Linked DNA regions of Homo sapiens: region 2 is linked to region 1. The links are chromatin contacts, found by Hi-C or POLR2A ChIA-PET in ENCODE. All regions are on one chromosome and are shown on one strand. Each heading gives the region's core, a stretch centred on a gene start or an enhancer-like site at or near the end of the contact. The rest is flanking DNA. Distances are from core to core; before and after follow the strand shown. Region 1 overlaps ST6GAL1 (ST6 beta-galactoside alpha-2,6-sialyltransferase 1). Region 2 overlaps LPP (LIM domain containing preferred translocation partner in lipoma).

Region 1 (5,508 bases), core at 1,105-3,604:
AGGAGAGACAGGCACACTTAGTGTAACTTTTATTGAAAAAATCTGCATATAAATGGAACTGTGCTGTTTAAGGATCAACTGTATTTTATTTAACTCAATATATTCAAAATACTCTTACTTTCTCATGTAATCAATATAAAATTACGAATCATACTTTCTACATTCCTTTTTCCATAAGAAATCTTCAGTGTGTATTTTTACACTTACAGCACGTCTCATCTGGCCTAGCCACATCTGGCTAGTGGCTGTTGCATTGTGGAGCCCAGTTCTAAGCATTTTACGTATATTATTTCATATAGTTCAATAATCACGTGAAAAGTTTATTACAGAACTATCTAATGGTTGAGGAAATGAAGCCCAGAGAGGTTAGGTAACTTGCCTGGGGGGCACGAAGCTGGAAAGCAACAGAACTGGATCCTGGCCTCTCCCTCCTCTTCCCACTGTGGCCAACTGCCAGCCGACCAGGAAGGGGGCCCGGGGGCAATGCAGGGGTATCTTATTTCCAAACCATTGTTAAACTTGCTCTTGTGGAGGCAGCTGGCCCTGGGGAAGTAAAGGGAATCCTCCTTTTTAAATGCATATGCGAAAGTTAAGGGAATCCTTTCACTAGGCGGTAAGCCTCTGTCTAGGGCCGTGGGACCATTAACACCACTCGCCTCGTAGAAGGTGTGTGTCATTCAAGGTGATAATGCATAGGAACAGCTCAGCTATGTCAGGGCCAGGCCATTATGGGTGCTGAATAAATGTGTTTCTGTCCCCTATGCTAAGGCAAGACATCCGGGGAAGAAGTAGGCCCGGATTTGTCGCCTTGAAGGAAGACTACTATAATCTCTTTTTTTTTTTTTTTTGAGACGGAGTCTCACTCCGTAGCCCAGACTGGAGTGCAGTGGCACGATCTCGGCTCACTGCAAGCTCCGCCTCCCTGGTTCAGGCCATTCTCCTGCCTCAGCCTCCCGAGTAGCTGGGACTACAGGAGTGCACCACTGCGCCTGGCTAATTTTGTATTTTTAGTAGAGATGGGGTTTCACCGTGTTAGCCAGGATGGTCTCGATCTCCTGACCTCATGATCCTCCCGTCTTGGCCTCCTAAAGCACTGGGATTACAGTCATGAGCCACCGTGTCCAGCCAAGACTACTATATTCTAATGGAGGGTAAGTGGAGTAGGAGGGCCATGTGCGTGCTCTGGGGGCAACAAACTTGGTGCTAAACTTGTTTTTCTTGTTTTACTCACAAACATTATGACAGCAGTAAAGATACACTTTTATTTATTTATATTTTTTTTAGAGACAGAGTCCTCCTCTGTTGCCCAGGCTGGAGTGGCTATTGTAGTTCACTGCAGCCTTGAACTTGTGGGCTTGGGATCCTCCTGTCTCAGCCTCCTGAGTAGCTGGGACTATAGGCGTGCACTATCACACTGAGCTATTTTAAGAACATTTTTGTAGAGTATGTTGGCCAGACGGATCTTGAACCTCTGGCCTCCAGCATTCTTCCTGCCTTGGCCTCTCAAAGTGATGGGATTCATAAGCATGAGTCATGGTGCCCAGCCAAGATACATTTTTAAAATGTATCCTGCCTCCTGACACATTACTGTTCACTTGTAACAATGGTCACTTGTAATCATAGTCTGTTTGCAAAGCAAGCTTTTAATAGAATTACAATTTTAGTGTTGACCAAAAGTTTATTTTGGGCCGGATGTGGTGGCTCACGTCTGTAATCTCAGCACTTTGGGAGGCTGAGGTGGGTGGATCACCTGAGGTTAGGAGTTCGAGACCAGCCTGGCCAACATGGTGAAACCCCATCTCTACTAAAAATACAAAAAAAAAAAAAAAAAATTAGCTAGGCTTGGTGGAGGTGCCCGTAATCCCAGCTACTCGGGAGGCTGAGGCAGGAGAATCGCTTGAACCCGGGAGGCCGAGGTGGCAGTGAGCCAAGATTTTGCCATTGCACTCCAGCCTGGGTGACAAGATCGAGACTCTGGCTCAAAAAAAAGTTTATTTTGTTTCTATAAACATTGTTTTTCATCTTTATAGTGCATGTCTTTTGTTAATGGCTTCATAGGCAATCGATGGACTTCTGGATCACAATTTTGCTTGTTCCTATGGCTAGATATTTAGGTTGTTCCAAATTTTCTCAGCATTACATTTGATGCTACAGTAGGCACCCACACATTTATGTTTCTTTTCTGTTTTTCAACTATTGTTGGTTGTTCTGAGGTATTTTCGTAAGGTTTCACTTCTGTTTTCCCAGCCATGAGTGATACATGAGCACAACTGTTTTGCTATTAATCACCAGCATTGGGTGTGAAAATTTACTCAAAGTTTTGCTAAATTTAACTGGAGTAGAAATGGGCCATGCATTTGTGCGTACTTCCCCAGATGCTTTTTAGAACAGTGCTTGTGTAACTGACCAGAGTGTCAGGTGAGGCCATTGTTGGCAGAAAGGTGCCTTCCTCGGGAGAAGGTGGGTTACACAGCTTTTCTTTGCAGATGAATGGTGAGAGCCAAACCCGAAGACCCACAGGTTTCAAGCTGGCCATGTGGCTTCACTAAGTTTGGCCTCAACTTCCCACAGTGGCACAGAAGCGAGGTAGAACTCAGTGTTCCTACCCGAACCCTGGACATTCTGAAATGTCCACAGCCCGAGGAAAGGGATGACCTGCATGTCACTTTCCATACCCTCCACTGCACATAGATCTGTCTCAGGCATTGAATCAGAGGGATGTGTGACTTTGGACAAATTATTTTACCTTTCTCTGCCTCATTTCTTCATCTAAAATCAGGTGACAGCAATGTCTCCCTGTAATATTGCAGTGGGGATTAAATCTGTTAATACTTGAAAAGTGCTGAGATCAGTGCCTGGCACATAAGTAGTGCTCAATAACTGTTGTAAACCTGGGTTTGGATCTCACTTCCATTGCTTTCTGGAGGCCCACTTTGGTCAAATGGCTGACCTTTCTGGACTTCAGCTTCATCTGTAAAATGGGATTATGGCATCTACTTCAGCATCATGTTAGGGGTTTAAGTGAGAAAATGCATTTCACACAGTGTCCTGCACATAAAGGGCCCACCATATATGTAATGAAAAACAAACAAACGGCCGGGCTCAGTGGCTCACTCCTGTAATCTCAGCACTTTGGGAGGCCCAGGCGGGCAGATCACGAGGTCAGGAGTTTGAGACCAGCCTGGTCAACATGGTGAAACCCCGTCTCTACTAAAAATACAAAAATTAGCCGGGTGTGGTGGCGCGCGCCTGTAATCCCAGCTACTCAGGAGGCTGAGGCAGGAGAATTGCTTGAACCCGGGAGGCGGAGGTTGCAGTGAGCCGAGATCACGCCACTGCACTCCAGCCTGGACAACAGAGTGAGACTTTGTCTCAAAAAAAAAAAAAAAACCCAAAAACAAAACAAACAAACAATGTTTTTAGCTTTATTTTCTACTCTACCAAAGAGAGAGCTTTGTTGCCTTATATTGGTGTTGTAATTAGCTGTTAGATCTGACCATATTTTCTGTTATGGTGTATTTTTAAGTCCACATTCTAGGTTTAAGGCCATCTTGAAACAAATGGGAGGCAAATCAACATTTTCGTGTGTCTGAAGCTTTTAATGTAATTTTGTTTTGGAGATGAATGAGCTCATAATTCCACAAAGAAGGGATGATATTTCATATACTTATTAGTTTAGTGATTTCCCTCCCACACTTAGTGTCAAACTGTCAGGTTTATGGAAGCTATCAAATGTTTCTTTATGCTCAGCAGCACAGATCAAAGTTGTCTACATGATAAGGTAAAAAACATATTCTTTAGGAAATGCAAAGAAATGACCCAAAAGACCCTTGAGCACAGCTCATTCCTCTCCCTGGTCTGTCCAACTTTCCCTCAGGAAAAGTCAATGTAGTCATTATGTCTGGAAAATGCCAAGGACTTCTTTCCCTCATTTTTTACATGGCCTTGCACTCTGTGAGGCATTGGCTGGGAGGTTCATTGTGGCTTTCTTGCCGCTAAGCATCTCCTCTCTGCCAACATCTCATCAATTCCTGTCTGTGCCAATTACCTTTGCTTAGGATTTGGGGTGAGGAAAGTTGTGTGATTTGTCTGTTTCTGTTTCTGGGTAAAATCTCAACTCTGGGCGTATCAGCAGAAAGGGTTCTGAAATGTCCCTTGATTCAGATGATTCTGAATCAATAGCATGTATGTGTGTGTGCATAATTACCCTTACCCAGAAAATTCTCCATTATAATTCTTTAAAAGCACAGGTTCACAAATTATTAGAAAGTATATTTTGTATACTATTTACGGTAGCAAAATATCAAATGCAAGAAGCAAGTTTAATTAAAGATAGGCAAGACATTTTACTGAAGAATATAAAACATTAGTAAGAGAAATAAAACAATGGCTTATGCAATTATGGAAACTGACAATTACCAAGATCTGCGACTGGCAAGGTGGAGGCCCAGGAGCAGCAATGGTGCAGTTCCAGTCTGAGTCCAAAGGCCTGAGAACCAGGGAAAGCCAATGGCGTAGTTCTAGTGCAAATGCCAGTTGGCCTAAGGCCTTTCAGTTTGAGTCCAAAGGCAGGGGGAAAAAAACCCCAAAACCAAACCAAACCAAAACAACAACAGCAAAAACAATGCCCCAGCTCAAGGCAGTCAGACAGGAGGAGCTCCCTCTTACCTGTGGGAAGGTCAGCCTGTTTTACTGTATTCAGGCCTTTAACCGATTGGATAAGGCCCACCGTTAGAGAGGGGGCAATCTGCTGTACTCAGCCTGCTGATTCCAGTGCTAATTTTATCCAAAACAACCTCATTGAAACACCCAGAATATTTGACTAAATATCTGGGTACTCTGTGGCGCAGTCCAGTTGACACATAAAATCAGCCATCACCATCAATTTGGGGGAAAATTGACATTTTAACAAAATTGAATCTTTCAGTTGATCAGCATGGTATATATCCTCCATTTATTTAGATCTTTTATTGCTCTCACTAGTGTTTTGTAGTTTTCAGTAAAAAGTCTTGCCTATCTTTAATTAAATTTGCTTCTTGGCATTGGATACTTTGCTACTGTAAACAGTATATAAGATATATTTTCCAATGATTTGTGAAATTTTGCTTTTGAAGAATTATAATGGAGAATTTTTAGGAGAAGGATAATTGAAAATCCGTCAGACAGCAGTGAAGTTTAGGAACTACCATTCTGGACATAACCATACATCATTAATAAAATATTCCTTACATCCCTATGCTACTTTATTATTGCCAAAACATTTTTTTTTCCTTTGGTCCTCGTAAGGGTTCTTAGAAAGAGACAGAAGAGCTATTATTTCTACTTTCATACAAGGAAATGTGGCCTCAGGGATTGATGTGGTTTGAATATATGTCCCCACCAAATCTCATGTTGAAATGTAACCCCCAGTGCTGGAGGTGGGGCCTGCTGGGAGGTGTTTGGGTCATGGGTGTGGATCTTTCATGGCTTGGAGCTGTCCTCACAACAGTGAGTTCTCATGAGATCTGG
Region 2 (5,826 bases), core at 38-2,537, 1.4 Mb after region 1:
AGTTGAAGAATGAGAACACATGGACACAGGGAGGGTAACATCACACACCGGGGCCTGTTGGGCAGTGGGAGACTAGGGAGGGATAGCATTAGGAGAAATACCTAATGTAGATGACAGGTTGACGGATGCAGCAAACCACCGTGGCATATGTATACCTATGTAACAAACCTGCACGTTCTGCACATGTATCCCAGAACTTAAAGTATAATTTAAAAAAAAAAAGTAAAAAAGACATTGATTCATTCATTCATTTATTCAGGCAATGTTTGGAACTCATGATGTGCCAGGCACTGTTTTAGGACCAGGAATAAGCAATGACCAAAGTATTTGCTCTCCTGATAGATTATAAACAAATAAATATATAATAGCTCAAGCTGTGAAAGTCACAGGCACACAGAGACACACACATCTCCAACATATGCAGCAAGGTAATGAGATAAAGAATTCCTGGCCATTTTTTGTGATACAGGATAGATGTAATGGTTTCCTATCAGTTTTATCATTTTTAAGGTCTCTCTTCTTAGAATAAATTATTTTATTTGTTTCTTCCGTATGCCATTTAACAGGGAGGGGAAGTTTTCTGCCAGTTTTGCACCCACTGTTTTTCTTTTTCAGTAAGAGCCTTCTCATAGTCTGCTTGAAGGCAGCGGTCTTGCCACATGTGTTCTATGCATAATAATTTCAGGAGAGTCTTGTCCACAATGCTTGGTTGATTACGGCTTGTGGGACACCACTTAAATGACTAGAAACAGCTCTCTTTAATAAACACACTGGTGTTGTCCATCATTTTAAGTGAGCATGAGAGCCCAGCTTCATTTTGCCACTCCAATCTCACACGGCCTAGAAGAACTAGTGAAAGTAGCAGGTGGTGTTTGACTTTCAGTTTTTCTGAAATGTGTCTCTTTCTGCCACTCTCCAGACGCCGTGCCAGTCAGGCCCTCAAGGTCAAAACATCATGAAATTGACCATAGATTATCTCAGCCTTTTCTTTTTAAAAGTGTCATTGTAACCTGTTGGTTACTGTGTATGTCATTTAACTTCTCTGTCTTTAGTTTCTGAAGTAACTGGTTTTACATTGCCATCAAAAGGCTTCTGTGGGTTTTTATTTTTCTTTGTTTTTATTTGTTTGTAAACAATCTCCTTTTCTAAACTCATTTCCCCAAATTTCCTTAATTTTTCACGGACTGATGAAAATGTTTTGCTGCTTCCAGAGCTTGTCAGCTTCTCTTTGTGGCATTGCTTTCATTGTTGTTCTCCAAGTTCCCACTCAGCTCCTGCTTTCTTCAAAAAACCCTTTGGTTTCTAACATCTATGTTTTCAACATGGCAATGGAGTGAGTTGCCCAGGGAATGATTGGACCGTGATTGTTTTCATGGCTTTCTTTTGCCTTTTCTCCATGTCCTTTTTAGCTCTAAGCCTCATTTGTAAGCTTTCTAGAAATGTGGATTCTATTATAGAACTTCTGTTTTTCTCATTTTTGTAGTTGCTTTCTCAAGAGCAGGTGCTGGTGACCACAGGACGAGTGAGAGACGAGATGGTGTCTCTCCTTTAGCAGTTGGCTTAATTAAGGAGGTTTTTTGAAGTGTATGGGCTTCAAAAAGTCTGACATGTGATTTGTGGCCTGTGTGGTCTAACTCTGATTCCTTTGGATACAGAACCTTAGAAAGCCTTGAGAAAAACCTCAGAGATCATCTATGCAATCAATTCTGGCTTTACCTGGAGGGAGTTTTATAAAACACAAATGCCAGGGCTTCAACTTGAGAGACTCTGATTTCATTGTTTTGCAGTGGGTCTGCACATCAGTAGTTTATAGAAATTTCCCACATGATTTTGTGAAACCAGGGTTGAGAATCACTTGATTTTACAGGGCATATATAAGGTCCAAAGCAAAAGTGACTCTTGGCTGGGCGTGGTGGCTCACGCCTGTAATCCCAGCACTTTGGGAGGCCGAGGTGGGAGGATCATGAGGTCAGGAGATCGAGACCAGCCTGCCCAACATGGTGAAACCCCGTCTCTACTAAAAATACAAAAATTAGTCAGGCATGGTGGCAGGTGCCTGTAATCCCAACTACTCAAGAAGCTGAGGCAGGAGAATTACTTGAATCCAGGAGGCAGAGGTTGCAGTGAGCAGAGATTACACCATAGCAGTCCAGCCTGGGCGACAGAGTGAGACTGCCTCAAAAAAAAAAAAAAAAAAAAAAAATTAACCTGTCATGGTGGCATGTAATCCCAGCTACTCCAGAGGCTGATGCAGGAGAATCACTTAAAACCCGGGAAGTGGAGGTTGCAGTGAGCCGAGATCGCGCCATTGCACTCCAGCCTGGGCGACACAGCAAGACTCCATCTTAGAAGAAAAAAAAAAGGTGACTCTCCGGGATTCTATAGCAGTATGGCCATAGAGTAGGGACAAGAACATATGCCTCCTCATTTACCATCAGTGCTATTTCTATTTTGTTTACTACCATTTACTCTCATTTGATTGTGTCAAATTATCTACTGTTGTACTGGGGGGCCAGAGTGGATTCCCAAGCCTCAACCACATAGAAGAGTAGATTGGAGGTTGTTTTCAAACTATTCAACATTATCAGTGGGTTGAATTTGTAAGCTATCAACTCAAAATATAAAGATAATTTTTATAACAGGGTCTATATTGGATTGTAAAAAGAGGGTCATAGGATTTGGATCTTTAGGGCTCTGTAATTCAAAATTTGGGATGTTCATTAGGACTATTTGTGTTATGTTGTAAAACAATTGTACTTGTTGGCAGACGTCTTGGGTTCAAGTTATGATTTTGCATTTAGGAGGTTTGGGAACGTGGACAAACTCCCTTTTGAGTTTTCCTTCACCCCGTCTTTGTAATGGAGATAATATTCTCATTTCCCTGGGTTTTTAGGAAGGTTACCTGAGATGACTCGTGCAAAAGCTAACACATAATAGATAATAATATCTATCTATATTGAGATATCTATATTTAGATAAAGATATCTATATTTAGATAAAGATATCTATATTTAGATATCTATATTTAGATAAAGATCTATATTTAGATATCTTTATCTAAATATCTATCTAAATAAATGTTAATTTATTCTGAAGTGTGGTAAGTTTATCTAACATTTACTGTAGCAACCAAGGTGGGGCTAAATATGGGGACCAATCAGAAAGACGATCTCTGTCAGTTTTGCCTAGGACGTTCAGTGGGACTTGGGTAGGAGACTGTGGACTAATCTCACCTCTGGAAATTTGTGTGGCCTGTGCTATAACTGAGAGGAACCAAGTAAGCCTGTGTATATGGCAAATGGTAGTCCTCTCCCAAACAACATTTGTAAAGAAAATGCATTTTGCACTATTTCTTAGTGTGTCTGAGGCTTTTTATGTTCATAAAAATCTTAGTGAGTTGTTGAAACGTGCTTTTCTGAAAAACCTTGGAATTTACCTGGTTTAGAATTAGAATCAGAAATGTGTCTTTTTAAACTGTATTCTACCTTCTTAAATCTTTTGCCTTCTGCAGCAACATGGAGCAACTCTGATACTTTTTTCTACTTGAGGGCCTTTCGTAGTCAGAGATTATACTAAGATAGCAAAAAATAGAAAGTGACACACTAGTCAAGGTTGGTTTATTGTGTGGTAGGAAATCCAAAAGACGTTGGAAGCAACAACAATAGCTCTGAGGTCCTTGGAACCAGGAGTTTTGAAACTTTTACTTTACTGCACGTCTGTTGACATGATTCCATGAATATTTCTGCTCTTTCTCCCTTATGTATACCAGATCCACTGGGCTGAGTTAAATATAAGACCCCAAGCATGGTCAATTCTTATTAATAGTCCTTGAAGAGGCTCTCTCTTGTTTTTGATTGACTTTCTTTTTCTTTCTTTTCTTTTCCTCATCCTTTCTCCTTCTTCCATTCTCCCTTCCACCTCACAGAAGCCTAACGGGCTTGGAATAGCACTTATAAATGCATGAATTTTTAGAAATATATACTATTGTTTTCATTTCCACAATAATCATGCCTAACATTTATCAGCCACTTCCCATATGCTAGGCTCTCTTTCAAGTCCTTTAAATGTAATAACTATAATAATCTCACAACAAACTCCATGAGACAGGGACTGTTATCTAGTGTGTTTTATAGATTAGAAAACTGAGACACAAAGAAAGTAACTTTCTAAGCTCACATACCTGGTGAGTCAGTAGCTGAGGCAAGATTTAAAATCAGGCAATCTGACTGTACATCTCACTCTTCGCTACTTTGTCCTTGTGCCTTTAGATCATGGTTCTGTGCTATCGATCTGATCTTATTTCTTACTCTTTTTACTACTGTTGTTGCTCAGCATAGTCTTCCCCCCTCAAAAATAAGTAACATTTATATTGCTATTATTATTATTATTATTTTGAGACAGAGTCTCGTTCTGTCACCCAGGCTGGAGTGCAGTGGCACAATCTCAGCTCACTGCAACCTCTGCCTCCCAGGTTCAAGCAATTCTTCTGCCTCAGCCTCCTGAGTAGCTGGGATTACAGGCGTGCACCACCACGCCTGGCTAATTTTTGTATTTTTAGTAGAGACAGGGTTTTACCATGTTGGTCAGGCTGGTCTTCAGCTCCTGACCTCGTGATCCGCCCACCTCGGACTCCCAAAATGCTGGGATTACAGGTGTGAGCCACCACGCCCAACCTGTATTATGAATTATAATACATAGATAACGTGTAAATATTTAATGTCACATATTATTCGTGTGAGTTAGATTTGTAAATTTGATTAGCGCTGAGACATTGGTATTAGTTTTTTCTACAGATGAGAAAACAATTACATACTTTTACAAATGATACAAATATGTGTGAAATATATTTAATCACATACATGAATAATGCTCAGTGAGCAGGCATAGAATTGTCAGGACCTTTGCAGTATCTCCAATATATACCCTGCCCATAGATTAGGAACTATTGCTGTACTATTGCTCATCAGTTTAAATAATTATGTTAATTCACATTTATCTATATGATCAGCATAATCTTTCAAAAATCGATTTACAGGCCTGGTGCGGTGGCTCACGCCTGTAATCCTAGCACTTTGGGAGGCCGAGGCAGGTGGATCATCTGAGGTCATGAGTTCGAGACCAGCCTGACCAACATGGTGAAACTCCTTCTCTACTAAAAATACAAAAATTAGCTGGGCATGGTGGCAAGCGCCTGTAATCCCAGCTACTTGGGAGGCTGAGGCAGGAGAATTGCTTGAACCTGGGAAGCAGAGGTTGCAGTGAGCCGAGATCACGCCACTGCACTCCAGCTTGGGTGACAAAGTGAGACTCTGTCTCAAAAAAAAAAAAAAAATCTATTTACATTGCAGCTCCTTTAGGAGGTTTACTACTTGTAATACTGTAGAGTCTTCCAGAGTGTGCATCCATTGTATTTCACTGATTGATTTCGTTAGTGATACACCTCAAAGTGAGGTAGTCATATACCTCCAACTCTTGGCTGCCACAAATGTACTGTCGTGAGCATTTTGTATATGTGTTCTTAATGATTGGCAGAAGTTAGCTCAGGATTTGTGGCTGTGGGGAGGGTGCTTGATCATAGTGCATTTTAATATTGAGTTTCACTAGGCTCTGTGTTTTTTGTTTTTTGTTTTTGTTTTTTTTTAAACATAAAGGCTTCACTAGGGTTACTTTCCCCCAGTAAAGCATTAGGATTCTTGTTTTCTTCATGCCATCACCAGCACGGGGTATTGCATGACTTTATATTTTTTGCTAATATGATGGGTATGGAACTACTAGTACCTCCTGGTTTCTGCTTCTTTTCCATACATAGTAAACAGATTCAGTCTC

The links. Hi-C counts contacts between places; a loop is a spot of excess contacts on that map. ChIA-PET counts read pairs that join two places held with the same protein, here RNA polymerase II (POLR2A). Pooled maps may share reads with other maps.
Region 2: a loop to region 1 is called in a map with no recorded cell type, with 7 times the contacts of the local background. The contact joins two enhancer-like sites. A Hi-C loop is called at or near these places in 1 of 37 single-sample maps with no recorded cell type and 1 of 50 pooled maps. POLR2A ChIA-PET finds 5 or more read pairs at or near these places in 1 of 52 experiments (CD4-positive, alpha-beta T cell).

What each region holds. Positions count from the first base shown.
Region 1 is chr3:186,998,582-187,004,089 of GRCh38, forward strand. All of the region lies in intron 2 of ST6GAL1 (ST6 beta-galactoside alpha-2,6-sialyltransferase 1), which reads left to right. Among named protein-coding and RNA genes, the nearest start is that of ST6GAL1, 71 kb to the left of the region's middle. RefSeq lists enhancers at 1-679, 680-1,570, 2,109-2,328, 2,339-2,388, 2,529-2,648. Within about 2 kb of position 2,355, at least 10 of the 41 ENCODE cell types and tissues checked have a DNase peak (open chromatin) inside an H3K27ac peak, as active enhancers do.
Region 2 is chr3:188,445,429-188,451,254 of GRCh38, forward strand. The region is part of intron 4 of LPP (LIM domain containing preferred translocation partner in lipoma); the gene reads left to right. Among named protein-coding and RNA genes, the nearest start is that of LPP-AS1, 120 kb to the right of the region's middle. Within about 2 kb of position 1,288, at least 2 of the 41 ENCODE cell types and tissues checked have a DNase peak (open chromatin) inside an H3K27ac peak, as active enhancers do.